Regions from separate parts of the Mus musculus genome. Here region 1 is linked to region 2. Evidence: chromatin loops called from intact Hi-C (ENCODE). Cell type or tissue: heart. All regions are shown on one strand. Links, peaks and the distances in the headings refer to the core of each region. The heading gives the core; the rest is flanking DNA. Region 1 overlaps Nsmce2 (NSE2/MMS21 homolog, SMC5-SMC6 complex SUMO ligase). Region 2 overlaps Nsmce2 (NSE2/MMS21 homolog, SMC5-SMC6 complex SUMO ligase).

Region 1 (16,468 bases), core at 5,335-13,334, 61 kb after region 2:
GAGATAGGGCGAGGGAGAGGGAGGGAGGGAAAGGAGGAAGGATGGAAGGCAGGCAAGGGAAGGGAAACCAACAGTAAGAAAGAGAGAGAGAAGGGAGAGAGAGGAAAAAGAGATGTCAGGATTTCTGTCTTTATAGAATTAAGGAGCCTCATAAAACTAGAAGGACTTGTTAGGGGAGGGCTGGCCGGGAGGAAAGGAGAATCACATTTTTGAGAAAGTTTCTGAAAAGTACGAAGATATTCTGAGCTGTGCTTGGAATCCCAGCACTTGAGAGGTGGAAGGAGGTCAGCTTCGCTGTTTCAAAAAACAAAACATACACACATCACACATCGCACACACACGTGCACGCCCACACCCACACCCACCAAAAGACATTCTGATACTTAGATAACTCTGCCTGAAAGCTACATTTGGAGTTGATAACACTGTTATAAGAGTCTGAACAGGTAACTGAAGTAGTTTCTAGCATCGCCAGGTTTTCATGTGGAATCAGACCTAGAGGCATACATGTGCTATAAAGCAAGTGGTCTTCCACTGAGCTTACACACCAACCTATTTTAATTTAGATCACCAAGGATAATCAAGCAATAGAATGCTTCAGCAACTTAAAATATATAACTAACTATAACAGAAAGGAGGCTCCTGATTTTTTTGATCCAGGCTTTTTAAACCATAAGTGCCCAGACAGAGAAAGTAGAACTAGAGAGAAAACGCTGGAGTAGTCTGGGGAGATGCTCTACTTTATCTAGTTTGGGGCCACTGGCACCCTGAAATCCTCCCAGCACCCCTAGCTTTGTATGACACATCTTCAAAGAGAAGCACTTCTATAGGGGCCTCAAACACAGACTGCTTCAAACCAAAGCTGACTTGTTTTCATTCTTTCCCTCCTGTCAGACCCTCTCCACATTCTAATTCTCACTATTGGTAGAATGCATACACAAGGAAATTCATTAGGAAAGAGGTTAAACTATTCAACTATTCTCTCTCCTTCCCTCTCCACACACCCACACCTCACAGTGTTGGGAACTGAACCCAACCCATGCTAGATAAGTGTCTGTCACTGAGCTGTAATCCAGCACCAAATGATCAAAATGTGCTTCTTTTATCTGATCAAAAGCAGGTCTGATTTTGGAAAAAGTAGGAGCCTTTGAGTAACCATGCTGGGTGATATAGCTGAACCATAGGATGACGGTTAGTGTTGAGAAACCGCCATACTCACTTCTCCAGTGGCTGGACAAGTCCACATTCCTACCTGCAGCGACTAAGGGTCCCCTTTGTCCCTCTGCCAGCATTTGTTAATTGTTTTCCTAATGATTACCATTCTGACTGGGAAAGATGGAATCTCAATGCAGTTTTGATGTACATTTCTCTGGTAGCCAGTGAAGTAGACTTCTTCTCCCCTTTTCATGTTTAGTGGACATTTGTATTTCCTCTTTTGAGAGCTGTTTGTTAATTTCATTAGCCCGTTTGTTGATTGGCTGCTTGGTTTCCTGTTAGTTTTTTGGTTTTTTTTTTTTTTTTTTTTTTTTTTAGCTTTTGAAATATTCTAGGTTTTAATCTTCTATAAGGTGGATAGCTAACAAAAGTTTCCTCCCATTCCGTAGGATGTCTCTTGATCAACTGTGTCTTTTGCTGTGGAGAAACTTTTTACTTTCCATTGCTGGCTTTATTTCAGAAAGTCCTTGCTCATTCCTGCATCTTCAAGTGTTTTCCCTACTTTCCCCTCTAACAGTCTTAGCATTTGTATATTAACAGATTTGATCCATCTGCAGTTGACTTTCGTGCAGAGCAAGATATGGGGCTCTAACTAGTTAAAGAATAGCATTCGTCAAGGAACAGAAATGTGGGAGCAAAGCAAGCATGGGCTTCAGATCTAGCTTGAGTTTTGGTCCTGCCTCACATGAGCTTGTGACTTAGTCTCCTGAGCTTCAGTCTCCTGCTTGTGGAAATGTGAACAGCTCAAAAGACTGTTAGGTGACCTCAAAGGTTCTATAAGAGAAGGAGTTTAGCATGGAGCCAGGTACACACTGATTGGTAATCATGCTGGAGGTCACCTGCCACAACTGGCCTGTTGTTCCCTCAGATGTGCCCCATGACTGACAAAGATAACAGATGCTCTCAGCTCTCTTTGGCTGACTATATACACCATTTCTTTAGCCTCAGGTGCCCTTTCTAGCTTTCTCCCATGCAATCCTATCCAGGTTTGAGGCCCAGATCATATGTCATGCTAGGAAGTCTTCCCTTCATTCTTTGCTCAAAACTCCATCATGTACCCTTTGTGTCTTCTTAGTACAGTGCTTGCTGCCTTACTTCAGTACCTGTTACACATTACCTGCACTGAACTGTAAGCATTGCCAAGGTAGGAGTTTCCCTTAGTTTTATTCTCAGTAATTGCACTGAAAGGATATCATAAATATCAACTGTTTGAGTATACAAATGTTTGATAAAAAAACTTCCAAAAGGAATAAAATTTTACCAATGTAAAGTACCAATCACTTATGTCAAGCTTTGAAGTAATTTTTAGAAAAAAATCTAAAAATATTATTGATTTTATTTAATTTTAACAATGTATAAGACAATAAAGAAATTATCTAAAATTTTGTAATGTTTGATACTTAAGACTTAATGCATAAAACAAGATATTGTTCTAAAACTATCAAAATAACTTAAAGAATCTGATGACACCAATTGTTACCATAAATGACCACCAAACGAACAAGACACTATGCTGATACCAACTTTCCAAATACACACTTCCCAGAAACAGACTAAGGAAATATACAAGTTAACATTGCTATTTTTAAGTAAGGGGATTATAAGCATCTTTTTGTTTTCTTAAATGGAATTTTTTATAATAGACATCTTATAGCCACAAAAGTAATTCAAGAAAGATCTGATTAAAGCTTAACTGGATTTGAAAGCATCCAAGGGTTTGGTAGCAAAGCAGAGGCTTCTAGAGTCTTAACATTACTCATAGTGCAACTGTGTTGACATGGTGAAATATCTGAACTGAGGTGAGGAGCTAAGCTGCGGCACAGACAAGGACACTAATCTAAGTGGCCCCAGTTCTAAGGAGAAAGTGGTGTGAACAGATGTCTGTGGGTAACCTGGCGGCTCTGGACTGGGTGAGCTGCTGGAATCTAGCTCTGTGCCTCTTCTACCTGCTGTGTGACTGTCACCTCTCTGAGTGACAGGTTCCGTGCCTAGAGACTGGGGAACATGTCCACACTCACTATTGTCTGAGGAAGCAACACAAATACCCTTCTATCAAATGTCTACCACAGCAGACATGGAGGTACCTGTTACACACCAGTCATCTTGGCACTATGGGGAAGCAGAGAATTGTTGTGAATTTAAGGGCAGCCTAGGATGGATATCAAAACCCTATCTCAAAACACCAAAAGCGAAGCGAAGCGAAGCGAAGCGAAGCGAAGCGAAGCGAAGCGAAGCAAAGCAAAGCAAAGCAAAGCAAAGCAAAGCAAAGCAAAGCAAAGCAAAGCAAAGCAAAGCAAAAGCCCCTCTACCACCCTGGCAATGACCTGGCAGGTCTTTTCTCACATATCTGGAGACTGCTTCCAGTTTGTGACTCAGATCTCTAGACTAATCCCCCACCCTCACCTCATTTTAAGAATGGACTTGTCAAATCAGAGGGGCTCACTCTAACTTGAAGGGAACTTAAAAGTCATGTTAGGCTGTTGTATCCTCAGTTACTCCATCCTCTACAGAACATGGCTGTGCGTGGCACTCTCTGATATAGTCCTCTGTAGATGGAGTGCGGTCATTAAAGGAAGTGCTCACAGAGGCGAGGATAGGGTTAGGAAGGAAACAGAGATGAGGGAGGAGCGAACAGGCCTGAGAGCAGTGAAGAGAGGAAGAAGCTAAGAGAGAACAAACAACAGTCAGACTGTCAAGGAGGAAGAAATTCCTCCTTCCTCTCTTCCAAACTCACTCCCCAATCCCTGCTTCCCCATTTCTCTCCCAGCTTCTCCCCACCTTCTTCATTTTAAAAATGTACTCCCAGCCTCTGGATGAACACAGTCTTTGCTTGACACCGCACTAAGTGTGAAGCAAGGGCGGTCTTCAAAGCCCAGCCTGGCCTCTCAAGCTCCCACACTGAGATCTCAGCTGACCTGGGCTATCTATCTGGAGGCAGGGGGACACAGTGCAGGAAAGCACCTGCGGCACTCCGGCCTTCTGTGCTCTGCCACTGTGTCTCCACCTTTAGTTACACGCTCTCTCCACAGCCAAGGACCTTCCTTTCCTGAAAAAGTTCTTTTAAAGCTCCAGGCCTGGGTATATTTGAAAGTAAATGCACAGAACAACTGGACCACAAAGTCTGAGCTCTCTTCACAGGAGGCCTTTGGGCAGGAACATGCTGTCTCCAGAGTGCAGTAGCTCAGTTTCTAGCAGGTCAACTTAACATGCCAAGAAAAAAACCCAGGACAAAATTCTGGATTCTGAATTATATTCATTTATTTGTAGACATAAAAACTGAATGGAGCCCAAATACACTGGGGCATGCTATATAGAGACAACACCAAAACCACAGTTAATTAAAAGTCTATCAAAACTCATCTTTTGAAAATTATTACTTGAAAAATAAAAAGCCTAGTAATGATCTGGAAACGCCTTCAGGTAAAGTGTGTTATTTTACACCACACCAAGCACTATGATGATCTGTCTACAACTGTCAAAAACTCTACTACACTCCCCGAGAGAGAAAAGAAAATGTCTTTGGAGACAGTTTTGCTCAGTAAATAAGTTTAACTTGCTACCACGTAAAATTTTTCTTGGAAATCAAACTGAGAAATGATAAGTGAATCCCTTGCTAAATAAAACAAACATACTCTGAAAGGTGACCCAGTAACATGTTGCTGGGGATGGACTGCCCTAGGGGATGCCTTGTCCTTCTTCTCAGCACTGACTTCCCTTCTCCCCTCTTCTGTAGCTCTGGGAATCCTGACAGCTGACAGTGAGCCAGGCTAAGGAAGACTCTCAATAGCTGGTCAGTGGTGCTCACTACCAGAGTGGCTGGGATGGAGGTGAGAGGCTCAGGACGGAAAGAAGTTCTTAGAGAACTTAAAATAATGAAACAGTGGACAGAAGACCATTGCTGTTCATGGAAGCAAACCTTTCTTTTGGCTAATTTGCTTCCTGAAACTGGCCTCTGAGCCTCTTCAAGTGACAAAGCCCAATGTGTAATAAAGCCTGACTTCAGGTTTGGAGGAAAAAATGTAAGAATATCAAATTCTCAGACTCACCACAGGATCAACAGATACAGCCTGCTAAAGACATGCTGCCTGTGAGGTGAACCACACTACCTCTCTGGATGGAGCTACTCTGTTTTACTTCCCTTTAATCCCAGCACCAGGGAGGGAGAGGCAGGCAGAACTCTGTGAGTTCAAGACCAGCCTGGTCTACATACATTGTGAATTCCAGGACAGCCAGGAATCATGTAGAGAGACCCTGTCTGTAAGTAATTAAGTAAGTTAGTAGAATGAAAAATAAAATAAAATTGTAAAAGGGAGGCTGAGGGCATAGCTCAGTGGAGAACACTTACAATGCATGGGTAAAGCCCTGGGTTCACTTCTTAGTACCAGGAAACAACAGTGGAATAATTCCTAACTGTGAAACAAATAAAACCCTGTCATTTGCACAATGTGGGTAGATCTTTAGTAGGCTGAATGAAACAAGGACACAGAAAGACAAATACCACCTTATGACTCACTTATGAAAACCAGGAATTCAATCTTGTATGATGGTACAGTGATCACTAGAGTTACAGAAGGAAAAGAGAGACTTACAAGGGAAACTAAGAAAAAAGGGGGCTAGAGGAAGGCTAGACAGTAGAAGGGACTGGGTATAAGAAAGGTAAATGGCTATGCCCTTTGCCTGGAAGAAGAACAAGAAAACTCATTAAGCTGAACAATAGTATATGTTAAAAAGTACTTTTAAAGTAATTTCAATATTAAAAATAATTACTTTTTATAATGGGGTTGGGGTGGTAGTCAGTAAGGGCTGGGGTAGGAGTGACGTCTGTGTGTCCCTAGTCATAGCATTTTAGCATTAACTATGTAAACATGGGCCAGCAGAGATGGCTCAATGGTAAAGAGCGTTAGCTGTTCTTCCAGAGGACCCACGTTTGATTTCTTGAACCTACATGGCAGCTCACAACCATCTGTATCTCCAGTTTCAAAGACTCCAGCTCTTCTGGAGAAGCTCTCCTCTGAACTTTGTGTATATCAGACACTCCAGTAGTACACAAACACATGTAGGCCAAACACCAGTAACACATAGAAAAAAATGGTGCAAATACACTTCACCAATTGAATCATTTATAATGAAGGTTTTTACCTTCAATAACAAATAGACAAAAGACTCAAACCAGTGTTTCTCATAAGATACAGGAATGAGCAAGAAATATATGAAAATACCACGACAGAAATGCAAATGCAAATCACAAGAGGATATCACCTTGCTCCACTTAAAGGAGTCATTATCAAAGGGAAAAAGTAGCCAGTATTCGTGAGCATGTGGGGCAAAGGATACTCTTGCACACTGTTCATAGGAGTGAGAACTTGTACAGTCATTACAGAAGCTAGTATGGAGCTTCCTAAAAATAAAACAGGCCCAAAGGTAGAACTACCATATATGATCCAGCAATCTCACCTCTGTGTATAAAAATCAAGGTCAGCTGTTCTCCCAGGTCCAATACAACACTATCTGCATAGCCAGCATATCTTCCAATAGATGTGCGCTCTCTCTATCTCTCTGTGTCACACACACACACACACACACACACACACACACACACACACACACACGGAGAGGGAGAGGGAGAGGGAGAGGGGGAGAGAGGGGGAGGGGGAGGGGGAGGGGGAGGGGGAGGGAGAGGGAGAGAGAGAGAGAGAGAGAGAGAGAGAGAGAGAGAGAGAGAGAGAGAGAGAGAAAGGTCTGTCATTTGCAGCAACATGGATGAGCCTGGAGGACATTTAAATCAGTACTGAAAGATAAAGAGAGCAGATTCACTTCTGTGTAAGATCTAAAAAAGCTGACTTCAAGGTAGTCAAGACTACAATTTACCAAAAGTGTGTGCATTGTCCAAGAGTGATGGCAGAATGGGATAAGGACGCATAATCCAAGTTTATAAGTAGATTTTGGATGTTTTCACCATTAGAAAGTAGATGAAGTGCTAAGCATGTCAATTAGATTGACTTAGTCATCCCACATTGTAGAATCTAAAATCCTATCCAAAAAGTTACTATATGCCTGCATATTTTTTTTTGAAAATTAGAAACATTTGAAAATAGTTACTAGAACAAAATTATGACATGGTTGTCACCGGCCCTTTAAAACATAGATAATTTAATAATTTGCTTGACTGCCTCTAAGTTAATGCACCGACTTTTAAAAAATATCCTAATTTCTGGCATAGTAAGGTTCAATAAATGGCTACTACACAAATGAACAGAAGCAGAAAAATGAAACTGCACTGACCAAATAAATTTAACAGTTACCCAGTCTGTAAAACCCAGATTTAATGAGTATACAAGTTCTTTCTTATAGGGATCTTGCCTGAACTCTTACACCTAAGACCTTTTCTACACCACACACACACACACACACACACACACACACACACACACACACACACACACACACACGCGGTGGGTACTTGGGGGCAGAGGGACAGGGGTGTGTCTGATCTGCAGTAACAGAGTACTATCGGGTTATGCTGAGACTCAGCTAGGCTAATAACCTTTTAGTTTACAATCTGAAAGGGCTGATTTACCTAAACCCTGTAGTACTTACTTTAAGGACATGCCAAAAATTCACCTGCCTCCAAAACACAGCTATCAGCAGAATATGCACAACCGTGGGCCAGGAGAATGCTATGGTAAAAACCCATTCTCCCTTCTCTAGCTCCAAGGCATGGATCCTTTTGAGACAAAACACCTCAGGGATATTCCCAGCAGCCACAAGGCCGGAGTCAGAAAGCTGTAAGGGATCTCTGACTGCAGAATAAGGAACTGTGTGTTGTATCCAAGACTCAGCAGCAGCTCCATCACCAAGCATTAGCTCTTACACAGTCCTCACGCATCTCCTGGAACTCACAGAGATCCCCAATCTTTACTGGGAAGACATCTGAGTAAAGAGATTTCAAGCCTCTGAAAGGGTTTGGGTGTGGTTGAAATGGGTAACTTTGAAAACTTAGCAACACAGGATACACTATGAGTAAGTTCTTTAAAAAAAAAAAAAAAACCAAAGCTAACTCACCAGATCCTTCTGAAAGGGTTCTTTTATTAATTTCAGTGAAGTCAAGCAGAGAACAAGTTGTAATATGAAACACAATTTATGCAACTATGTTGAAATTCTCTACCAGAGTTGCATCTTCTAATGTACAATTTTATGGTAAAATAATTTCAAAATACTATCAAAAATTAGGCTAGGCTCCTTTTGGTTTTAAGACTATCATAGGAAAACCATTTTTTATATAAGTCATTGAAGTTCTAAGACAAAATGATAGTGTCTTTAAATTAGAAAAAAAAAATTGGAAGAGCTGAAACTAAACCTCAATTGAAATTACACTGTTGGGCAACTCCAAAAGCTAAACAAAAACATGTTAAAATAGAAATTGCAACATCAAGGGAAAACCATTCTCATATAGCGTTCTAGACTCAGCCCTAGCTGATCATGGATGAGGCGAGTTGCTCTGTCCTAGGTTTTCCCACAGTCAGCCAACAGGCTACTCACGATTTAGCAGCCACTTGGGTTGACTCAGGGAAAGGCATGTGAGGGAGGCCTTTAAAGAGCCAACAGAGATCCCCTGGGTGGGTCTGGTCTGCCTTTCAAAACCCATGAACTTCCCATTATATAATCTCAAATAAGAAAAGTATTTCCTAAGTTAACCGCCTAGCTGAGTGTACAGCAGGCTGCAGTACCGCCTGCCTCCCTCCCTCCCTCCCCTGGTAAGAAAGAAAAGGAAAGAGCTTTGTGAATGGCACAATCACCTTGTCTGGTAAGGACAGAAGATTAATGAATCCTGCTTAATAGTACTACTAGACTTTTTAACAAAACTTCCAGAAGCCCCAGTATCTAATCTAAAATTTCCATATTTTACTAATCTCCTATAAAATAAACTGTTAAAGAAACCACAGAATTCTGAGAAGCTTGCTTTTCCAGAAAGCCCAAGAAAAATACTTTAGTTTCGCCATTCTCAAATTCATTTGACTTAGAAACAAAGTAAACATATTACTCTATTTAATATCATTGCACAAGCAAATTCACAAGAATGAAATGTGTTCAGAGTTCCTAGAAAAAATGTAGCAATGCAGGCTGCCAACTTGTTCAATGTCAAGCACCAGGCAGCTCAGCACCAGCAGTGACTCAGAGTGAATCACGCTTAAGCTATTTTTGCTTTTAAAGTCCTGCCAGGAGCTGTGTTAATATTCAACCCAGAGTAAATTTAGCTCAACAAGAAAACAAGTGTTTCCATGGTTGCTTCTTCACGGTGTTTATGGTATATGCGCAGCCATTCGGCTTAGGAACCCAGCCAGATCATCCAAATTGAAATGCTCATCTCTCATTTACATCCAGGCATTGGAACACAGGAAATACCAAATGCAATTCAGACTGCTGTCTACCTGCCTTCCTGGATCCCAGACAGCAACATGGCAGGCAGGGCATCATTAAAGGCCCCTCTTCAAGTCTGTACCACTGAAGGAGCTCCAGAGACTGCTAGTCATAGGTTTTACTTGGTTTGTATTACAAATCAAAACTCCATTCTCTGGTTGTGGCGGTGTAACAGACTAAAGTGCCTAAAGGACTTAGCAAAGCAGTAGAAAATTAGAAGGACAGGTACGACATGGAATCTTTACACAGGATCACAGACAGTGACAGTCTGGTTATGTGGCTCAGGTTTTAAAATAAATTAGTTACAGGCAATGAGTAAGTAAGATCTGATTGTCTTTATGTTAGAAGAAAAAAATTCCACATAACATAAAATTTATCATCTTGATGCCCTTATTGTTTTTGCAACAGAAAGAAAAGTGTACTCCCTACACTAGACAGGGCAGCAGGCTGGCAGCAAGACAGGAGAGCCACCAGCAATCCATCTTAGCCTTCATTCATTAGTGCTACAGTTCCAATTCTAAGTGTCCCTCACAGGCCAATAATGCAAAAGCTTGCCTAGTGTGTGATGCTGCAGTGAGGTCTAATGTTTCTAATGTGGAATCTAGTGGAGGAAATCTAGCCCCAAATCTGTCATCTGGGGGCTAGGAGAGTACCCTTAAAGGGGATCTGAGCCCATTCCCATCTATCTCTTTGCCCCCTGGCTGCCATAAGGTAAATTCGCCTCCTTCTATGTGTTTCAGTCATAGTATACTGTGTTACCATTTGGCCCAAAGCAATAGATTGTTGAGGGAAATATTATAAAATGAACACGCCAATTCTCAGCCAGGCCAGGCTATGCTCCTGCCTGCCGCTACCAACTCTCTAGGGCTAACCCCCATGTCAGGTGATCTCACTTGCTCAGTCTCTTGGCAGTCAACTCTTCGCCCCACAGGGCCACAGGGTTCCCACTGGGCCATCTCTAAGATGTCCCCCACAAGTTCCTCACACTTCCATGCAACACCCCACACACCCTATGAAAAGCCATCTCAACACCTAATTATCCAGTAGAAACATCACTCTTAAAGCTTAATTATCCAAGTAGATTTATATAACAATAAGATCACAATTTACAAGATGCCAATACAATAATTTCAGAGCCAATTGATAATGATAAAAGTTTTACCCCAATTATTCTAACCTTGTGAAAATCTTAGCTACTAGTTGCTGTTTAAAACCACATGGGATCGGGATCTTCTTCCTGACTATCTGCCTCCATGTTGGCTTCTCCTCCTCCTCCTTCGACCTCTGTCTTCTGCGACCTCTCTGTCTCCCCAACTCCTAGCTCCGCCTCCCTTTTCCTGTCCAATCACAGGCCCCCCACTGTCCTAATGTGATTGGACAGGGAAAATCCTGCAACAATAGAAAGTGTCAAGTGACCATGGACTGAGGCCTCTGAAACCAAGAACTAAAATAAACTTATCAAAGGTTGATTGTCTCCGATACTGGGTTATTAAATCAGAAAGCTGACACAATTGGTATTAAATACATTCACATTATTATAAAAACATTTCTCTAGGACTTTTCATCTTGTAAAAATAAAAATCTACCAAATGTTCTTTAAAAACCCCTATTTTCAGAATATACTATTTCGATTCCCAACACACATAGGACTTTTGTGCTTGGGTAGCAAATGAATTGGGAAGATGGAGGAACAGATACTAGAGCAATTCCTTAACTAAATCTACTCATCCCTGGAATTCCTAGGACCATCTCTAGATTTCACTCAGGAAAAATAATGTTAACTTTCCCAGCAGAGGTATTTAAAGTACGTTGCATACACCTTAGAATATACACAAAACCATATGACTACTTTTTATAATTAACTTTTATCTAGGAAAGAAAAAAGGTTTCATTACCAATGTAAATGCTGAAATTACTTACAGCATATATACAGACAAACCAACAAAATGCAATTAATATGCAGTGAACAATGAAAAAAGCATGGAGACCCCTGCTCTAAAGGCCAAAATTCCCAAGACGCAGGACGAGTGTTCCTTATCTTCCTTCCTAGTGCAGTGCTCTACTATAAAGACAACGAAGTGGGCAAGAGCTGGTCAGCACACCCAAGAGGAGAGAGAAACTGCAACCATGTAGAACAAGTGTGTAGAACAGCCAAAGGGTCTGGCACGGCTGTGATGACAGGACTGGACACAGCAACAGTCACACAAGCAGCCTCACTGGAGAGTCATGTTCCAAGGAAAATATTCATCTTTAGACAAGCAGGATGTCAGTTATTCATGGTAGTTCAGTATTTGGAAGAAGCTTTGCAAGGGTAAGCAGGATCTTTTGAAACCCATGACTCAAAGGAACAACCATCTAAAGTACTTAGGTGACAGAAACGGTAGAAACTCCTAAAACTCACTTGAGTGGATTCTTTAATTCCTATGTAGTTATCTAGGTTAGGCCTTGGCAATAGCACAGGTGCTTAAAAAAACATGTGGATGAAAAGGAATATACCACACTTTAAGCCTGCAAAACATTTTACTTGAAACTCATTCTTTCTAAATGTGTAGTTACCTGTAGTAACTGTGTATGTAACTTTCAAAATCTCAAGGCCCTGAGGACTAGCAGTAATTTATAATAACTTTCTGACTCACTTGACCACTGGGCTGACTAACTCAACTCTACCTGGAAGTTTTGGGTTAGAGGGATATAAAATAGATATCTATTATATATATATATACTTAAAGCTAAGCAGAGGAGTATATGAGAGAAAGAGAAACAGGTCGAGTGAGTTTTAAAGAGAGTGGAAACATTCTTTATGATGCTATACATAATGCAGTTGTCAAAGCTATCTTACTCAACAATTCTAGTCTGGACACATACACAGAAGAATTGAAGGATGAACTCAGACAGATATAGCCCAATAGTCACGAGTGAATGATTCACATGATAATTGAAAAGTAGAAACTCAAAGATGCACCAGATGAATGCTTGAAAAAATGTGATGCAAACTGAAAAACTACCTGGCCTTATTAATGCACGAACTTGTGATATAGGTGGTGGACAAAACATTCAAGCCAGTGTGGAGCATGCCCTTGTATACACACACAGACAGTCAAATGCATCCAGGCAGGAAGTAGTTCATGGAAGCCAATGAGGAGGAGGAGGTGAAGAATTACTATTTAACCCGTATCAGATTTCTGTTTGGGATGCTAAAAAAAGTCCCAGCCTTGGTGGTGACAACTGCACAATGTGAACATACTTAATTCCACCAAACAGTAGACTTAGAATGTTAAAGGGGTGAATTTTAGAGAACATAAAATCCATCACACATATCAAAACACACAGCAGAATAAGTCCAAGTGGAAATAAGTGTTAGTAGCAATAGCTCATATACTGTTATGCTCTCTCAATGATCTCCTTAAAAACAGGGGAACTAGTGTTTGAGTGTAGGAAATGTGAACTCTGCACTGACTGCTTGGTTCTATAACTCCAGTGATGCTCTTAAAAAAAAAAAAAGAGAGTCTATTAGTTAAATAAAAATCCTAAGAAAAGCAAAGGGGGTTAATCTGTGTCCAAGTCCTGTCTGCTGTGCAGTGTCTTGTACTGACCTCCACTAATCCATTATCTCCTAAGGACACCGAGTCTCCACAATGCACCCTTCTTGCTTCCTTTCTTACAATGTGACCTCATCTCTAACACCCACGGATCTCTCAGTCCTGGAGGCCAGGGTTCCAGATTTCCCTGCTTCCTTGAGCCCTTGATGTCCCTAATGCTCCCTAGGTTGCATATCTTGCTCTGACCTGTAACTTCTCTCGACTTCTGCCTTGTGTTTATTTTGGCTTGATGGGAATGGCCTACTATTGGCCTTTGGTACTCTAAACCCAGACACGGTTCCCTAATTCTGGCTTCTAACCTCTTATTTATCTTGCTATAAGGCACAATTCATGCTGGCAATAATGAAATAGGAAGAACAGTTAGATAGATGATACTGGCTCAAAATTATAATATTCTAGACATTTCCTTATTCTACAAATAATATTTTTGTTCAATGTAAACTGCTTCTTTGTAAAGTTCTCAAAGCAGCTCTTTATTCTACCTTCGAATTTTCTGCTTTAAGCTGACATTCAGAGTAGTCTAGACATAAAGAATGGTAAACATGGATGTCTACAGGGAAAGACAAAAAGAAATTGATACAAAAGAAAATGTTTCAAGTGGAATCTAATGGAGAGGTGGCACTTATCTGTATGTATTCAGAAACAATCAACCCTATCACTGTGTAAGTCAAACATAAAGCATTCAGGCTCCATGTCACATGTATACTGCAGTCTGGAGATGGAAGAAGACTGAGGGCCTTGTGTGAGCTCTTCTATTAAAACAATACATTTGAGTGGCATCACCCCAACTGGTATTTACTAAAACACCCAAAGAAAAGCTTAGGCACAGCAAGGTACGGGCAGTGAAGCGACCCTGAGAATGGTTATATACCACATGAGGGTCTGATGGTACTAAGGGATGGGGATAGATCAAGAGGATGTCTTCTTCAGTGGCATGACTCCTTCTGCTTTTGGTGCCCTCAAAGGGAAAGCACAAGGTAGAGAATAATAATTTAGGGAGGAAAAAGGGTATAAATGTTCAAGATTTATTTTTCATATTATACTTTTTCAAAGACAAACAGCTAAACTCCCTTTCCCCATTCTTAAATGGGAACTTAAGCTCTGACCAATTATCATTCACTGTGAGTGTAATTTCTGGATCATTAGATATGATGACACATGGGTCCTACGATTTGTGACTGGAATGGAGAATGATCTTTCTTCGAAGCAGGTCTACTGTGTGAAGTAAAGGCATATGCAAGGCTCTTCCTACCTGTACCTACCTCAGCCAGCTCTGCAGGGTGGATCCAGACACTTCTACTACGCACCACTAGGAAACATGTCAGAACATCTAACCAATACCCTTAACTATCTTTGGTTAGCATGTAAAAAAGTACATACCAAAGAGGCTGAGAAGTGTGTTTATGTGGTATGGTGATAGGGTTAATTACAATCTAGCAACAAAGGCAGGAACTAGTAAAAAAAAAAAAATCTTTGGATAATCAATCCAAGACTATCTATAGAACAGTCAATGGGTAAGTATCTGAGGGAGACTACAGGATGAATGATAGATATAATGCCTCTCCCTTCACACCACAAATTGGGATAGAAGTATATGTCAACGGTGAGAAATACTAGGAACTAGAACTGAGGAATGAGAGGGGATGCCAGTGTCATTGATGGAGGTGACGGAGACAGCAGAAATATGCTGGAGGTGAACAAATACCACAAAGCTGAATCAGAGCGGTTTACAAAGATGTACATGTCAAAACCAAAAGGATAGCTACGTGTGATAGTGCATACCCACGATCCCATCAGGAGGCTGAGGCAGGAGAGTTGCAAGTTCAAAGCTAGACTGGCTACACAGTAAGATATTGTCTTAAAATCAAGCAAAAAAATATTGTGTGGAAATTCCTCACATGGTAACATGGAGGCTAGACAGTATTAGCTAAGTAGCACCACTTCAGAAGTAAGAGTGAGAAAAATGACATTTATTCATAACAGTATTTTAAAAGCTATCTTAATCATAAAGGCTCCCTTGAACTTATAGGCATAAAATTAGGATCTTATATTTTATTACTGACTTTATAGTTGTTTTTAGCACATTGGCCTTTGCTGTATGGCTAAGCACCTTACTATGTACTATGCAAACTGCATTAAAGAAGATGTATCTTTATGGAGTCATCTCCAAAAAGTTTAATGTACTCAGTAAGAACCAGTTAGGAAAGAAAGTTTATAGAGCAGACTTATCTTTCAAATTCAGAAAAGGAAATTCCCCAATTCTTCCCACCAGCTTAGGCGTTACCTAGATCTGGATATACTTGTCAAAAGTGCCACCTGCCGTTACTCAATGGGGGTTTCCATGTCAGAAGGGAAACACCTGTTTCTGATTTTCCCCAAACAAAACCTAGGTGAGTGCTACTCACTGACACTGAGATGGGCCCTTCATCTGTAACACACACACACACACACACACACACACACACACACACACACACAGACACACACACACACAGACACACACACAGACACACACACAGACACACACACACACAGACACACACACACACAGACACACACACACATCAGAGGAGAGAGAATGAAGTGTGGGCTCCATGGAAGGAACAACTTGCTAAGAGTGCTCCTAGCACTGTGTGGCTGCAGGCTTGTTGCAGCTGTATTATCTCGGGCTCTTTAATAGGTGCCACTGAAGACTATCTGTAATTAAATAATTACCTTCTTGAGAAAACATGACTCCATTCTAAATTGAGCAGGATTCTTACCTCTCTTCTTATTCAAAGTTCTTCTAAGTCTTACTCAAACCTCATTCTGTCTATGAAGCCATCACTCGTTTCAAAGATGGCTCCTTTCTCAGGTGGTGATTACATGAGACACATGTGCTAGCACACTAGCATTTGTCTCCTCCGGTTCTATCTCAGCAACACTACACTCTCATTTCTTTCCCAGACTTTATTATTTGTGTTCATTAAGTATCTTCGTTATTCTGTTTAAAGGGCTATAGCATATTCAATATGCCCTATCATCTATTAAGGCATATCTTGAAAGGATAAAAATCTCTTGCAAATAAGGAATATGCTTACACTTCTTTTTATTTTACTAAATACCTGGTTTGAGCTCAGGTATGAGAGAGATACTCGAAAAGAGCTAACAAATGCTGTAAAGGAGAAGCAACAGAAGCCAAATTCTACTTGAGTCATGCTCTCGGTTCAAGTTTGCTGGGATACCTTTATGAAGAT
Region 2 (16,468 bases), core at 3,574-11,573:
AGAAACACCAGCAGGTAGGGATCGTCTTCAACTGTGTGACTTTACAAGAGGATTGATCAAAGAATGCTGCCCTTAGGAATTATATCTTAAAGCACACTGTAGGCCTGAGACTCAGTATTTGGCAACTTGTTAAAATTAGGTCAGGAGTGTGATGAGGAGAATTTGTACTTTTCACTTTTATTGTAGAGAAAATGGCACAGGACTCTGTAGGAACACTGTTAAACCTGCATCCAGGAAGTAGGCCAGGCTGAAGCTACGTCAAGGTAGAAGGGTCAATGAGGGACCTCCATGTCACTGAGGCAGACAGCCTCTACACGGCAGCCTGTGCTGTCAGAGACAGTACTAAAAGAAGCTGGAAATGCTGATTCTGATGGGAACCCTTCTAACTGGTGTATGTTGCAACCGAAGATACATGTGTATACAACTCCCCTGGCCAACCCAAACACATCTGTGGCTGGAACCAGCACACTGAGAGCTGGTGTCTGACCTTGGTGACCACAGTGATGACTCTTAACCCTTACAGCACAGAGAGGAAACAAGCGCTGGCTTGTCTTCCATAAAGTCACTTACACCGCTGCCTGGTCAAAAGACTCTTTGTAAGTCCAGCCTGTGGGACCTGCAGAGAGGTCCAAGAAGGCCATGGGCCTCCTTCACTAACAATGCCAAGCCTGTCGCTGTTGAGAGAGGGAGGTATTCTGAGGTCTTTGGGAGAATTTAGAAAGGTGTCAGTCAGGAAGATGAGGTGTTTGGTGGCTTCATACTGAGTTATGACCACCTGCTCTGAGCTCTCTAACTGCTTATTTAAAACTGCAGGGTTTGTTTCTTGTTGCCATGAGTGCCAAAGGAGCCCAACAGACATGTCATATAGGGCTGTCAACTGGCAGCTCAAAAGGTCTCCTGGAAAATTTCATTCGGCTACAAAGAGAAGACTGCATCCCCCTATGATCAGACACTTTAGCATCCAAGTCTGGATGCTTGCTTGCCCACTGTGCCTATGATAAACCAGACATTTTTCTACGTCGTGCTTCCAAAGCCCTATCTCCTGGCTGTCAGACTTCTTTTTCTTTTTTAAAGTCATTTTCATTTATGCGTATGTATCTGTCTGAATGTATTCAGATGCCTGTAGAGGCCAGAAAAGGGTGTCAGATGCCCCAGAGTTGCAGTTACAGACCATCTGATATCAGTGCTGGAAACTGAACTCAGCTTTGCAAGAGCAGCAAGAGTGCTTTTAACTGCTGAGCTATCGCTTCAGTCCCCAAGAGTGGCAGGCTTTGAAATCGACCATACTGTGTGGTGTGGGACAAGAAGGTGCTGTGTGTCTCTAATGCACAAGCGTGTGTGTGTGTGTGAGTGTGAGAGAGAGAGAGAGAGAGTGTGTGTGTGTGTGTGTGTGAGAGAGAGAGAGAGAGTGTGTGTGTGTGTGTGTGAGAGAGTGTGTGTGTGTGTGTGTGTGAGAGAGAGAGAGAGAGAGAGAGAGAGAGAGAGAGAGAGAGAGAGAGAGAATATGAAGGTATTGCTATATAGCTCAGGTTGGCCTAGAATTCACCATCCTGGTCCTGCCACTTGAGCCCTGTGATTACAGGTGTGTGTCACCAAGCAGGGGCCTTCATTTTAAAAAGGAGAGAGCTTCTTTTCTCTGGCATGGAAGTAATGGATTAGGTGCTCACAAAGTGGAGCTAGATGTTACACTCTTCTCTTCATGTTAGGTGAGAGCTGGCTTGGAGGGATCTGTGCTGGGCTGGGAAATGAGCCCTCACCAACAGATGCTGCTTTGTTAAGAGCCCTGTCTTGTGTACGCCAAGAATGGTGTTTGTCCTCACCAGGCCCTGTGGACTGTAGGCACTATTAACACCTCACTTGTAGAGGGCTGACGCACTGAGGCTAAGTGTGCTGTCCAGCACCCTACAGTGACTAGCACAGCAAGAATTCAAACCCCAGCGCCTCTGTTCGTCTATGAATTTTCCTTTCTTTCTAATTTTTTCTTTGTTTGTCTGTTTTTCTGAGAAGGATTTCCCTGTATGGCCTTGGCTGTCTTGGACTCACTCTAGATCAGGTTGGTCTCAAACTCACAGAGATTTGCCTCCCTTGTACGGTGTTAAAAGGTGTGTGACAACAGCACCTGGCTTTCTTTATTGAATTTTTTAAAGATCCATTTTATGTACATGTTTCTCTATGTGAGTTTATGTGTACCATGTACATGCAGGAGCCTCTGGCAGCCAGAGAGGACTTCTGTTCTCCTGAAAGCCGAGTTACAGGTGGCTGGCAACCTTTGTGTGGGTGCTGGGAACTGAACCAGCATTCTTCACAAGAACAGTGAGCTCTCTTAACTGCTGAGCCATCTTTCTAGCACCCTAGGTCTCTGTGTTAACAATGTTTAGCACAGAGGAAGCCTCTTAAAATGAAGAGGCCTACCAAGGTAAAGGTTATAACGGAAGATCAGACTACTTACTATAAACCAGAGGCCCGAGGCGTGCTGCTCTGACGCGTGGGGAAATGATGTGCTGCTTCCCAGTTTTACCCAGGTCCTATGTGTACTCTGAGATGTCTTGTATCTGAAAATGATGCACCCAGGGGAAAGATACAAGACATCTCAGAGTACACATTTGATCTAATATGTATGGAAGAGGGACAGAGTTTCCATGGGGCTATGGGGTCCCAAAAGGGCAAGGGGGTGGGACAGGAGGTGGAAAATAACGGCTTCTTAGTGTTTCTTTAAAATGGAAAGAGTCTAGTTCCTTGGCTTTAGCCCTTGAGCCTGGCTTTGGGATTAAGCTTATGTAGGACTCTCTAAGAATGCCCCATGACAAAACTTTGGGGTGAGCTCTAACTGATAATGCCTTGTCAGGGTTGTCTAATGGCTTTTGTACTGAAGAATCTATTTGCTCTGAAACTAAGCTCCAACAATAACTGTACAATGGACAGTTTAATACGGTGCTGATGAAAAGCTTACACACCAAAGCACAATGTTTAAACCTGGCCAGAAAAAACCGTACACAGTCAACAGTACATGCATTCTTAAAAAACCGTACACAGCTCAACAGTACATGCATTCTTAAAGCCCAAGGCTAGGCGAGCACTCGCCTCACGTCCTTAGGCCATGCTTCTCTTTAGTCAGTTACTCTCTGGCCCTGCTCAGCGGCCTCATGCATGTCCCACAGCACAAGCTCCCATCTTCCCATCACCCCCACCTCGACCCTAACCCTCTCTTGAGCTTCAGGTCTGCTTTTCCAGCTGCCTTCAAGAGACCTCACCCAATGTTAGCAATTCCAGTGCAGCTTTTTCTGATCCAGAATCCCCACTCTGCTCAGTGTGGTGGCTCACACCTGCAATCCCAGCACCTGGGAGGCTGATGTGGGAGTACTGTCATGAGTTTGCAGCCAGACTGGGCTATGTAATAAGTTCCAAGCCACCCTGAGCTGAGTGAGTTTACTTAAAGTGGTTTAAAAGTAGCCTTTGCTGTCACACATGCCTGTCCTCATGTTTTCTCCCAAGGCTCTGGGTTCCCCTGAGCTTCTATTTCCACAGTGGTAAAATGGCAAAGCCACTGCTTACCACTGCAGACTTGTCATGATGACTAAACCAAGCACTACATTAAGTTCTTTAGCTCAACACCAGGCATATAATTTCTGCCTGTATTACAGCAGTACCTTTTATTACTCTCTGCCCCAGCTAGCCCAACCTTTCTATCATTCCACCCACAGACCTGAAGAACTCAAAGCCATCCTTGGCTTTAGAACTCTTCCTATGTTCCCTTAGCTAAGTGGTTCCTATGTCCTGTCCACTGTACTTTTAAAACTGCCAAGCCTTGGGCCAGCGAAATGGTTCAGCAGGTAAAGGTGCTTGCCCTCAAATTTGGTGACCTGAGTTCGATTCCTGCAGGTTGACCTCTGAACTCCATGCATACTATTACCATTTTCTTTTGCTCAGGCCCTCATCTTTGCCAATATGCCAGTATCTCCTTATTCTAGGTTTGCTATGGTTTAGCCCGGACACCACAGTAATCTCTACTTTCTGTGTGCACTTGTGGAGGTTGGCACTGGGTATCTTCCGACATCCTTCTCCACCATATTATCCTTTTTTCCCTAAGATGTCAAATTTTCATCAAGTCTGGAACTTACCAACTGGGCTAGATTTGCTGGCCAGAAAGTCCCAGGGATCTTCCTGTCTGTGCCTTCTGAGCCTTGGGGTCACAGACACACGCCACCATGCCTGACTTTTTTACATGGGTGCAAACCATCTGAACACAGGTCCCCATGTCAGCACACCAAGTACTGAACTCTCCAGTCACCACGGTCATCTTTTCTAAAATCACATAGATTATGTCACCCCTCTGCCGACACCCTGTCCTTGGTTTTCATAGGCAGACTACATTCATACTTATTGCAGGGATGGATAGCAATGGACTTCCACGTGCTTGTCAGGATCTTTATTATTCATTTAAACATTGTGATATCAATGACGTAAATATAACTATCTTTGTTTTACAGATTTGTAAAAAATGTGGGCAATGACTAGCTACAGACAGAAGCCCAATAATTTGGCTATGGTCCCAATTTGGCAGATTCTTTTTTTTTTTTTTAATTTTTTAAAAAGATTTATTTATTTATTATATATAAGTACACTATAGCTGTCTTCAGACACTCCAGAAGAGGGAGTCAGATCTCATTACGGGTGGTTGTGAGCCACCATGTGGTTGCTGGGATTTGAACTCCAGACCTTCGGAAGAGCAGTCGGGTGCTCTTACCCACTGAGCCATCTCACCAGCCCAATTTGGCAGATTCTTGAATTTATAAAAGGTTTGACTTTGCCCTGTACATCTATCACTACAACGAACTGTATCTCTTTTAGAACATAAACCCTCTAGCCAAAGAACATGATGAAAATATCATAGAAGTCAAAGAAAAACTGACCCCTTGGTGAGGCCAAGCACAGCTGGCATTAGTTTTAGCAATGGAAAGAATGCTACTTCTTTGCTCACAGCAAGCAGATATAGCATCCTAGGGCTATGTTCTATGAAAATGTTATCTTCAAACACTAGATACAATGGAATCTTACATTGGGAGACAGGAGAAAGCAATAGGAAGCTGAGGTCAACTGAAAGGAACAGCAGGCTGCTCTCTCTGGAAATGCAGATGGAATTACACTCACCATCCACATTATTCTTTGTTTTATTCTCTTTTCTTTTGTTGCTGGGTAAGTACAAATTGATTCTGTGTAGAGCAACTGGAATCAGGACACAGCTTAGGGTAGTTATACTACACTCTACATACTTAGAAATTACCTACACAGTCAGAAGGGTAGAAGCCAGTGGTCACTTATATTGCACCGTTGATGGCCAGCACTGTGCTTTGCAAATAAACAATAGGCAGCTAAATAGTAAGACTCTCACTTATTATTGTTGTTGTTGTTATTATTATTATTACACAGCCCCTTCACTATTATTATTATTATTATTATTACACAGCCCCTTCAATGGTTTCATGAATTTCAAATCAGTAATGTATGAATTAAGAGTGTCTGGCAGGTTTTCATTTTGTCCTGCAAAATAAGCTGACGTATTTCAATAAGCCTTCTGCCCGTCCTTCACATTCTACCTTGAGGTTTGGTCTTAAACAAGCATCTTGACTTTGGGGGTGTTTACTTGGCTCAGAATAACATCTTGTAGAACAAGGAGTCTGCCAGTTTCCACAGGCTACTACTGTGAGTCACATCTAAAGTGCAGGTTCACGGGTCACTGATGCTGCTCTGAAAGCCACCTCATTTTCTGGTCATAACCAAGAACAGGAAACTGAGTTTTCTGTAGTTTAGTTTTTTTCCTCTGTCTGTAACAAGCACTCAGAAATGCTGGGGTCTTTAAAAATGGGCAGGGAAGCTGTACCTTGGACCGTGAACCTGCTTAGTGCTCCAGGAAAAACACCCAAGGAGTGAGCATTATGAGGCTGGATTCTTTGGTCTAGTCCTTCTGGAAGCACAGATACCAAAATTGCTCCCCAGTTCCTGAACAAGGAAGGGGGTTACATGGAGGCCAAGTGCAGCCCAAAATTAATCTTGTTATTCCCAATCTTGTGATACACACACACACACACACACACACACACCCTTCTACCAAGGTGCATTTCAGAATCAGAGAGCCCTGTCTTTGCAAACTCCTCCATTGCCTCCCTTGGAGCCAGTGTCATCTGCTTTACATAAAGGCTTCATCTGCTTATTTCAAATAAAACACAGAACCCAGTGCCTACTATATCCTGCAAGCTCAATAGTCACTAGTAGTTGTTCATTCTGCTCAGTTTTTACTACAATGGCTTGGTAGGGCTTGTAGCATCTGGGCCTTGTAAGCTCTGTTCTCTCTCTCTCTCTCTTTCTCTCTCTCTCCCTCTCTCCTCTCTCCCTCACTCCCTCTCTCCCTCCCTCTTCCTTCCTTCCTTCCTTCCTTCCTTCCTTCCTTCCTTCCTTCCTTCCTTCTCCCTCTCTCCAGTTATGAAATGTGTCAGATTAACTCCCACACCACAGCTCAGACTCTGTGTGGACTGATTCCTGAGTTTATCTATCCCAGGTGCTGAGAACAGTGTCTGGCACATAGCACACTAGCAGTGGCTATGAAAGGAACACACTGGCTTGAATGACAAAGTAGTATCTGCAGAAAATGGAGCTCTGGATTGCAGAAGTCCTTGTATGTGTCTTAGTCTCACATGAAAGGAACTGGGACTCTGTCCCTTAACAGCTAACAAATTGTTCTTGCTGCCCCAGGAGTGAGTTCATTCAGTGTCAGCCTCAACCCCCATGTCCACAGGGTAGTGTGGTATAGTAAGGAGCTATTATTATTCCTTATCTTGAGAAGAGAGCCAAGTATAGAGAGGTTAGTCTGCTAAAGGGCACTGACATGGTCACCAGGATCCACTGGTCAGAGTGGCATCAATTCCAGTGACACTGGGGATAAGGTTTACTGTGGCTGGTGGCACGGGCTTCTCTTTCCCAGTGGCCTAACTGCTGAGGGTGTTGCTTGTTCCTATGTAACCCTGTCAAGTGGTAAATGGAGGAGAGTAGGTGACACAAACCAGAGGCAAAAAGGCAAGTCCCAAATATCTTATTCCTTTGCGCTTCTGAGCCTAGCTAATCATTGTGAGACAAAAATGACTTTTAAAAATGTTCAAATAATGTTACGACCTGATGCCAGTAGGCCATCTAAGACTGAAGTCAGTAGGTCATCTAAGACTTAAGCCAGTAGGTCATCTAAGACTGAAGCCAGTAGATCATCTAAGACTGAAGCCATCAGATGACCATCAGGCCTTCCCTGTAGCCAAGGTGATGTTGGTTAGGCAGGATGTTTACACTGTCCACAAGTGACCAGCTGGAAGGTTCTTCCACCTACAGTAACCTGTCCTCTAGGAATCACTCTAGCTGTCCGTCCTACAGGAAGCTTTGTAGCTCAGCCCTATCCCCTCCCCTGTTCTACTCCTGGCTCGGTCCAGGGCCCCTCCTGCATACTCATATTTTCCTCCACCGTTAACAGCAGCTGAATGTCACTGCCTCCCTCTGTCATGTACTTAAGTGTTGGGACAGTGTCCTTTGAACATGTGAATCACAGTGTCTTGTAAGCACTCAATAAATGACTGTCGAATGGGATAGTGCCACCCTGTGAGATAGCCCAGCCTCTCAGGTCATTAATGTGCCTTGTCACCTTTGATTTGGCTTAGCCTGAGATCTAAATGGCATGGCCTTGAAGTAAGTCAGTTCCTGCAAAAGAAAACTAAAATCATATGTTCAGATAACAATTTTCAAGTTATGTGACATTTTCTTAAATGAATGCTTGCTTTATAAATCAAAAGTGCTTCAGTATCAACACAGCAATTATCTCAAACTCTCATTATATAAAACACTGCAGGGGCAACTGTTCTTTTGGGGAGCTCATTTCTCGTTTGGAAAGCAGTGTGCTGACAAGTGCCTCCCCCTCTCTGAGTAAGGGACCTGGTGATGAGAAGCCTGTATCAGTCAGAATATTTAAGCCCTTTTGAGCTCCACTGTTCATGGACCTAAAAATGTAAAATGTTTGTGGGCAACACTCTATGTCTTTTAAAGGTTTACTTTTGAGATAGGTCACTGGGTGTCAACAGAGGAGCTATCAAACAGAGGGAGAACCAATTTGTTCCTTTTCAGTTGCATCGGTTATTTATAAAATACGCTATCTTTCAGCAGCGAGGGGGCGAGGGCGGCAGCTTACGTATCTCAGGAACAACTGTTACAGGTTATGAGGCTGGCCCTTTCCCATTGTCCTGTCTTAGTCCTGGCTGACTAACACTGAAATGAGGTATACAGTCATCAACAAGAGTCATTTAAAAAGCCACTCTGCTTACTCTGAAGTAATTCTGACAGGGATCTTACATTGGTCATAAGAGACCACATACCATGGGGTATAGAAATGAATCACGAGTTCTCTGGGTGGGGTCTAAACCAAAACAAGAAACAAAAGAAACCCACAAATGAGTTAGGTGTAGAGTCACCATTAAGAATCCCCGGTCATGCTTGATAGTAAGCCATTTAATTCATTTGAAAGAAACAATGTATTTATCTTAAATTCTGTGCACAGCCCTGTGTGGGTATGCAGGCGGGGATCCCCTAAGCAGGAGTTACAGGCGACAACAGAGTGAGATGTCTGACAACGGGAACCAAACCCAGAGCCTCTGCAAGAGCAATGTTTGCTCTCCTTTTAACTCTTCAAAGAGCCTTGCCCAGTTTTATGGGTGAGCAAAGTACCGTGAGGACAGGGTAGCTCCTAGAGCTACCTGGAGACTGAAGTGTAGCATCGGAAGCTCGGACTCAGACAGAACACTTGATTTCAACTGCTGGTTCCCACACTCACAACAGCTTTCTTAATCCCACCCCAGGTTTCCTCCTATCTGTGAAATGGGCATATTAATAGAACACTCTCAGAGGGCTGAGGTAAGCGTGAGTGAACCAACTTATAAAGGAGCTTGCAACAGTGCCTGGCATCCAGTCAGCATTAGTTTTGCAATTACCTGACTTCAAAGGCCAGGCTACTTCTTCCACATCAAGGGTTAATATTACAAAGCATTTGCATTCATATTCCGATACATGGCATAATTGCTTTACTTATTGGAAGCAATCAACGAAGTCTCCTAATTAAGGCATCCCACCCTCATTTTCACCGTGTGTCACTCTGGAAGGAATACTTTTATGAACAAGACACAGCGAATATAAAATTTCCCTAAACTGAGAAAAAGAGTTTCTACTAGGAAATAGACTAAGCTGCCAGACTCAGGGCATGGTCTACCCAAGGAGGTCACTTAGGGGCAGATGAAAGGATTGCTCCTACGAGAGTCTGGTGGTGGGGAGGAATGGGTGAGGGAAGGTCGGGGCTTTGCTGACTTGAGAGCTCCCCTCTAGACAGCATCTGTGAGAGGAGTGCAGCGTTAGTCACGGCACTGCACACACTCACCTTAGCTGGAAAGCACACAAGTCAGAATGGAGCAAGCAGCTGTTAATAGTGTGTGTGTGTGTGTGAGAGAGAGAGAGAGAGAGAGAGAGATATTGATTGATTTTAGAACCCTTATAGAACAGTGGTCCAGGAAAATGATAAGTTCATTGAGCCAGTGACTGTAGATAACAATGCTTGCAGAAAGGAAATAAGATACGCAGGCTCTAAACACACACACACACATACACACACACACACACACACACATTTTTTTTTAAAGTTTTTTTTTGTTGTTGTTGTTGTTTTTGTTTGTTTGTTTTTTCGAGACAGGGTTTCTCTGTGTAGCCCTGGCTGTCCTGGAACTCACTCTGTAGACCAGGCTGGCCTCGAACTTAGAAATCCACTTGCCTCTGCCTCCCAAGTGCTGAGATTAAAGGCATGTGCCACCACTGCCCGGCAACATATTCTTATTTTCCATATGAAATAAGAAAATCAGTACAGGTAACATTCCTTTTTTATTTCAATTTTGTAATAGAAAACAACAAGCAAAATTTCCAATGCATTTTTGTTCCACAGAAGTACATTTGATTCTTTTGTTACAGGAACAAATGAATCCGCTTTTCCTCGGCCATCATCCCCTCCTGTGTGGGACTATGAAGGCAAGGAGCTTAAAGCTTTCTGTAAAAACTGCTGCAAGGAAACTCAGAATCCAATGGAAAATAAGCTCGGCCACAGCCAAACCTGTCAGCTGGCTTCCTAACGTGGGCAAGTTCTTGCTGTACAGCCCTCTCCACTCCTATACCTCCTCCCCACCATTCCTCATAGGACTTGTGGGAGCAGGGAGCCACTACATTCACTATGTCAGGTCACAGACAGATGAGTGTTAAGCTAAGGGCACACTGGATACGGCTGGGATGCACGAAGTTTCATTACAGCTCACTTGAAGGTTGACCTTGTCATGTCAGAGGGCTATGGAAAAAATGAGCCCGGAGCCTATGCACAGCTATTCGCACGATCTTAGCAAACGGTCCAGTCAACAAGCACTTGCCATCCTTTATTTTTCTGTTACTTGAGGGCTAGTCACTTTAAAAATCAGAACCAAACCACAATTGCTACTAACCTACCAATGATTCCTATCTAGTTCCTCTGTAACAGTCCTGAAGGCACATGGGCCAGGGTTAGCCAGTCGTCCAGGATCTTTAGTAGCCACAATGTGCTTGCTTCACCCAGAGCAGTGTTTCAAAAAGTGTCAAAAGAGAACTCACGAAGGCTTAAACCAGCTTAAGGGTCTGAGGTTGTTGCCTCCCGTTACTCTGGGGTGGCAGAATTCAATTCCTGCCAATCAACCTAGTTATTCTTTGGAACCACTCCCCAGCCGAGCCACAGGCCCACAGTAAGATGAGGAGCAGATAAGGCAGAGGTAGAAACTAAGAAGGGCGGAACTAGCCATAGCCACTCTTCCTTTCTCTTTTCTCCTTGGTCCCCTGCAGGCCCTCAGCAAACAGTGCCGAATGCAGTCAGGAATGCACAGCACACAGGAAGCTTAGCACTGGTGAGGCTCTCTCTGTGCCAGTGAGGACCACTGGTCTCCTGTGAAGTTATTTGTCCTGGGGAGCTTTCAAAGCTGTCCTGAGACTCTTTCTAGGGAAAGCATCTTTGGAGTTTGGTTTGAGATACTTTTTTCCTCCACCAGCCCCTCCTCACTTTGTACATATCTAGGGCTGGTGAATCTCACACTTCCAAGCTCACACGGAGCTTTCCTTGACAGAAACAACTGTGAGCAGACTAGGAGCTCCACAGAGACAGACGGTGTAGAAAACATCTGAGAACCAGACAGAAGTAAGGGCTAAAGAAGGGCAGTGCTTTTAACTGGGGACAAAGGACATGGAGGCAAACAAGTCAGAGAAGTGTTCTTTTCTCCCCTCTGCAGTCAGATCCTGATGTCATCACAGCAACAGGACAGTCAAGAAAGCCCAACCTATTTTAAGTGGTTTCAGGTGACAGATTATTGGCCCACACTGAGATACAGGGTGGTGGAGAAAAGGTTTCCTGTGCTATAAACCACCTTTAATCTCAACTGATAAAACCAGAAGGGATACACATTTCCATTTTCAAGTGTTTACCCAGTGACACCATACTGTGGATTTAGTCAAGTGCTGTCTGGATTATCCAGTAAATGTCACACAACAGCATTTTAGTAGTGCAGATAAAGAACACTGCAGATGAATTCATACTGCAAAACTAATGTCCCAGGTGAGTGTGTTATCTTCATCCCAAGTCATTTTACTTTGTAGTTTTTTTTTCAAGTATAATTTCATGAACGACATTTATCTGGTACAGAACTATGGTTTTGCTTCAGAATTACTGGTTAATCCAAGTAATATGCAGTGGTTTCTATATGAAAGTATGAGATTTAAACTTCTGCCTAGGTTAGTAATATAAACACCACAATATTAATCCATCAGAGAAATGCAAGGTAAAACAACGAGACACCACTTCACACCCACTACAATGGCTACAGTAAGAAGACAGGCAGTGACAAGTGCTGGCAAGGACGGGAAGCAATTGGAACCCTCAGACACTGCTGGTGGAAATGTAAAATGGCGCCCTCGCTGTGGGAAACAGCCTGGGAGTTCCTAAAAAGGATAAACATAGAGTTACCATATGACCCAGTAGTTGTGCTCTGAGATAAACACCACAAGAAGTGAAAATGAAAACGCACATCCACTGGTACACAAATGTTCAAGCAGCGTTATTCATCACAGGCAAAAGAGAAAAACAAGCAGAATGACCGCCAGCTCGTGAGTCAACAATGTGGCGTGTCCATACAATGGGTTAAAGGCATGAAGAGGAATGTGTGGACACATGCTTCCACATGGATGACACTGGAAAGCATCATGCCTAGTCAGGGAAGCCAGACACACCAGACCACACCAACACATTTGTATGCGATATCCAAATGGCACGTCTACAGAGATACAAAGTCCACTTGCAGCGGCTAGCGCTGGGGGGCCTGGAAGAAAACGGGAAGTGAATACTAACAGAGGGTTTCTTGTGATTGTTGTCAAGATGGTCGCACAGCTTTGAAGACTTGTAAAATTCACTCTGAACAGGTGAGTTGTATGTGGTTCTATCAAAGCTAAAGCGAAAGACTCACAGGACGTCAGATAAGAGAAAAGATGACTATGTGATGTAGGGTCCCAGCATCATTGTCTCCTGTCCGGCTCACTAGCTGCAGACCTAAGGGATGGGCTCCTTATCATGGTGGCCTGTCATGTTGAAGACATGAAGACCCTGTTTCTATCACTCACCTCTGTGAGCTGGATGAGTGCACTTTCCTCACTATGGCATTTAAAAGCATTTGTGTGACGCTTTGCACAGGGCAGATGCCCAGGCATCTTTTAGTGAACTGTTAAATGTCCAGCTCAAACTCAACTAAACTGTAAAACTGACTGACTTGACAGTCACGCTGTGCTATATGGGGGTGGGGAGGAGCTACTCAGACCCAACTCGAGGCCTTGAAAACCCAAGCAGTTTTGTTTGCAATAGGGTTCCTGCTCTTAAACTTCCCAGTCTGAATCTCTCCATATAAACTTCCTGGCTGGGGGTTTTCTGATGTGGATTAATGGACTAGATCCCAGAGAATTTAAGGTGAAATAGCACTCTATTTTCCTATTATTTAAGGTTAGAACCCTTACCCCCCAACCCTTGTGATGTTTGTCTCTCTGGTGTCTTAATTCCTGCATTGTAGCTTGATGCTTAGGAGGTCACAGATTTAAGTTCATAGTTGGATTCTGTCCCAGGCAGACAAAAGCTCCATGGGACAGAGTCTAACTGTGCCATTAAATCGCTGTTCAAACTCTGGCAAGTTGTTTGATGGCTCTTTATTTGTAAAATAAGAGCAATACACAGGGGTTGATATGAGCGCAAACAAACTTTGCATGGCACATAGGAGGCAGCTAAGTGCTCTGTGCTATAAGCTAGTGTAGAAGTAGAATGGCCTTCTATGGGAAGCCTTTGGGTCACTGAGGACACACCCACAGAGGACTGACTGCAGGACTTGGGTCTTTTCTGTCTCTCTCACTCCCTAGCCGCAGGCTGGAGTTTGCTCTGCCACACACTCTTACCATACGTGCTGCCTTGCAACAGTCCCTAAGCAACAGGGCTCAACAGTCACCAGGGACTGGGACCTCCACAGCGCAGAGATACATACTTTCCTCCTATAATGACTGTCTCAGGTTCTCGTTACAGAAACAGAAACACATACCCCCCCCCCCACCGACCCCCACCCCCCCCCAAACGTATGCACCCTTGCATGCACCCCACAGTGCCATACTATGGGGATATTCAACAAGTGTTCACCTGTCAATCTTGTAAACTAGCTCTGCTGTGACCCACCTGCAGAAGACTCAGCGCAGCGGGGCTGTGCAGAGACGGAATGCCTATCAGTCTTCTGACCCGGGCTGAGCACTTTTCAGCCTCTATAAACTCTCACCCTCGTCTGGATTTCTCAGTGGACAGAACCAGGGAGTCACAGGTGACCTGTGGAAGCTATTACCACTACCTGTAGTACTAGAGAGGTAAGGTGACCCACTGAATTTCAACTATCATTTTTTTTTTTTTTTGCCAAATAACTTTGAAACAATTTGAATTATTTTCAATAAAATTCTTTTGAAGACAAAAAGGACCCTTGGCCTATTTTTTTTTAAACAATATTTTCCTTTCCTAATGCTTCCATAGCCTCTCAAATCTCCATCCTAATAGTATGGCAAACACTGAAAATACGAATGTTTTCCTCCAGGGTCCTGACTATTTATTTCTCCAAGCTCCTTAGAGACCAGTGTTACCACACCTGTGTGACTCACCCCTGAAATACATCGTGATGATGTAATGGATGCTTTCTGGTACAGACCTGGTCCAAGCTCACTCTTGTCCCTTGCACCAGCTTGGATGGAGGGGATTCAGGATGATGGAGTCATACATGGAAGGTGCCCAGGACTCCAGATAACCTCATGGAACTGACATGTCCTCATCTACACTGAACTACACTAAACCTATAGTAATAAGCCCTGAGCTCAGGAGCTGTTTATACAGACGCTTCAAATAACCACTAACAGGAGTTGCTCTAATTAATAAAGCTAGGTAAAAGGCTGTTAACTACTATTAGATCTGGTTTGCTTGCAGAGTAGATTTCTCAGCTGGTATTGGCAACCACTATATTGGCACAGCTCCCAAACCTCACATATCCTACATTCTTTCAGCCTGGTCCTTTACCATCACCAGGTGGACTGTAGACAATCCATCAGACTGGCAAAACACATTCTAGCATAGCTTTAGCAACTGCCTAATTGTCCCATAGAGAAAATGTCTTTCAGTCTGTGTTACTTATAAAATTTTAGTCCAAATCTCCTTATAGAGTTGACTGAATTAGTAACTCCAACCATACACTTAACTGCTTGTTACTACCAGAATTTATTTATAATTATATCAAACTCTGGGCTGGGAGCATATCAATTTAAAATTGGAAAGTAAAAACTAAAAATTTCAGTCAATACTAAAGTTGCCAACCAATATTAGTGGCATGTATTTTATCTATTTTTATAAAAACCTTTTAGTAGCTAATATTTTCAATGAACCAGTAAATGTTTAAATGCATACCACAGAGTTTATGTGTATGCTGAAATTATGAATAGATAAAATGTAAACAGAATCGTATGATTACCACTGCCATCCCCTTGGTTTTAATGCCTGTAGAAAGGTTTTGTTCTCATGTCCGTCTCTCCTTCCCTCCCCATCTTAACTTCCTTTGTAAACTACAATTCTGCTTTGGATTTATTCAGACATTTATTGCCTATATGTATTACCAGGAAGGCAGCAAATATTTTCTTCTGCTAATTGAATAGTAGCACCGAGAGCGTCTGTAGTCGGGCACTTCTCTGTGTTCTCTCTGTTCTCCAGAATGAAGAGTGAGCCCCTGAGCTAGAACCTGGCATCAAGGTGAGTCACTAGGTGGCAGACCCTGGCCATCAGGCTATAAACCATTTTCCCGACGAATGTTACTACAGAGTACTTTTCATGTTATACTTCCTCGGAGTCTGGTGGTGAAAGGGTGGTCGGTCAGTCCAGCACATAACCACCCATCTCCGGTGAATCTGGGTGGATGCTATGGTATCATATTTCCATCACATGGCCCTGTCTCCTTGGCTACAGTTGCTGGGACCGCAGTGGATTCCTGACTTATGCCACATGAACCAACTTCTCTTCTGAGAGGCTGAAATTGGAACTGAGACTCTAATTCAGGATGGATTCTTTAGCTGAACTGAAAGAGGACACAAAACCTTCAGTGGTAAAAGGAAGCCATCTTTTGCCAGATGGCCAGAGAGGCTAGTTTAGAGAGGAATAAAGAGGCAATTCATGAGGAAAATGTAGGTATTCTAGGAAGAGTGATGACATCCATTTCTAACGCTTGCTTTAGGCCTTTCTCTCATGACAAACACCATTTTCCCCAATGTTTAAATTTGTAATTCCATTATTTTGCTATAGCTACCCTGTGTTAGTATCTTTTTACTTTAATAATAACTTGGAGATTGGTCTAATTGTTTTGAATATTAAATCCCCTTTCCACATTTTTAAAAAGATTTTTTAATTTTTTAATTTTTATGAGTGCACTGCAGCTGTCTTCAGACACACACTAAAAGAGTGCGTCGGATCTCCGCGTGGTTGCTCAGAATTGAACTCAGGACCTCTGGAAGAGCAGTCAGTGCTCCTAACCGCTGAGCCATCTCTCCAGTCCCTATTTCCATATTTTTATAACATCGGTCTATTAGCAGACAGTGCAACTTTTCTCGATGTCATGAAAACACTGCTTATGTCAGTTTTCATATTCAGGGCTTCTGATTACACTTCTAAGGTACTTGCCTAAAACTTAGTGACTTTTTATAATACAGCCTCATTTCATTCAAAGGAAGAACATCAAAACCCAACACCCTTTAAACTTCACACACAGACACAAAATACTATCACATGTGTATACCA

The links. Hi-C counts contacts between places; a loop is a spot of excess contacts. Peaks named below come from ENCODE experiments on the same cell type or tissue, not always from the same donor. Only the 100,000 strongest peaks of a DNase experiment are listed, where the experiment ranks them.
Region 1: it touches region 2 in a loop (4-fold over the local background); 2 of 42 quality-filtered maps call a loop at or near these places.

Annotation. Positions count from the first base shown.
Region 1 is chr15:59,473,691-59,490,158 of GRCm38, reverse strand. The region is part of intron 4 of Nsmce2 (NSE2/MMS21 homolog, SMC5-SMC6 complex SUMO ligase); the gene reads right to left. Among named protein-coding and RNA genes, the nearest start is that of Nsmce2, 110 kb to the right of the region's middle. In heart, for the core only: a CTCF peak has its summit at 8,912; DNase peaks (open chromatin) are centred at 8,808 and 9,398; H3K27ac peaks cover 1,720 bases.
Region 2 is chr15:59,533,128-59,549,595 of GRCm38, reverse strand. All of the region lies in intron 4 of Nsmce2 (NSE2/MMS21 homolog, SMC5-SMC6 complex SUMO ligase), which reads right to left. Among named protein-coding and RNA genes, the nearest start is that of Gm36677, 77 kb to the left of the region's middle. In heart, for the core only: no CTCF peak of the experiment used is centred there; a DNase peak (open chromatin) is centred at 6,875; H3K27ac peaks cover 2,996 bases.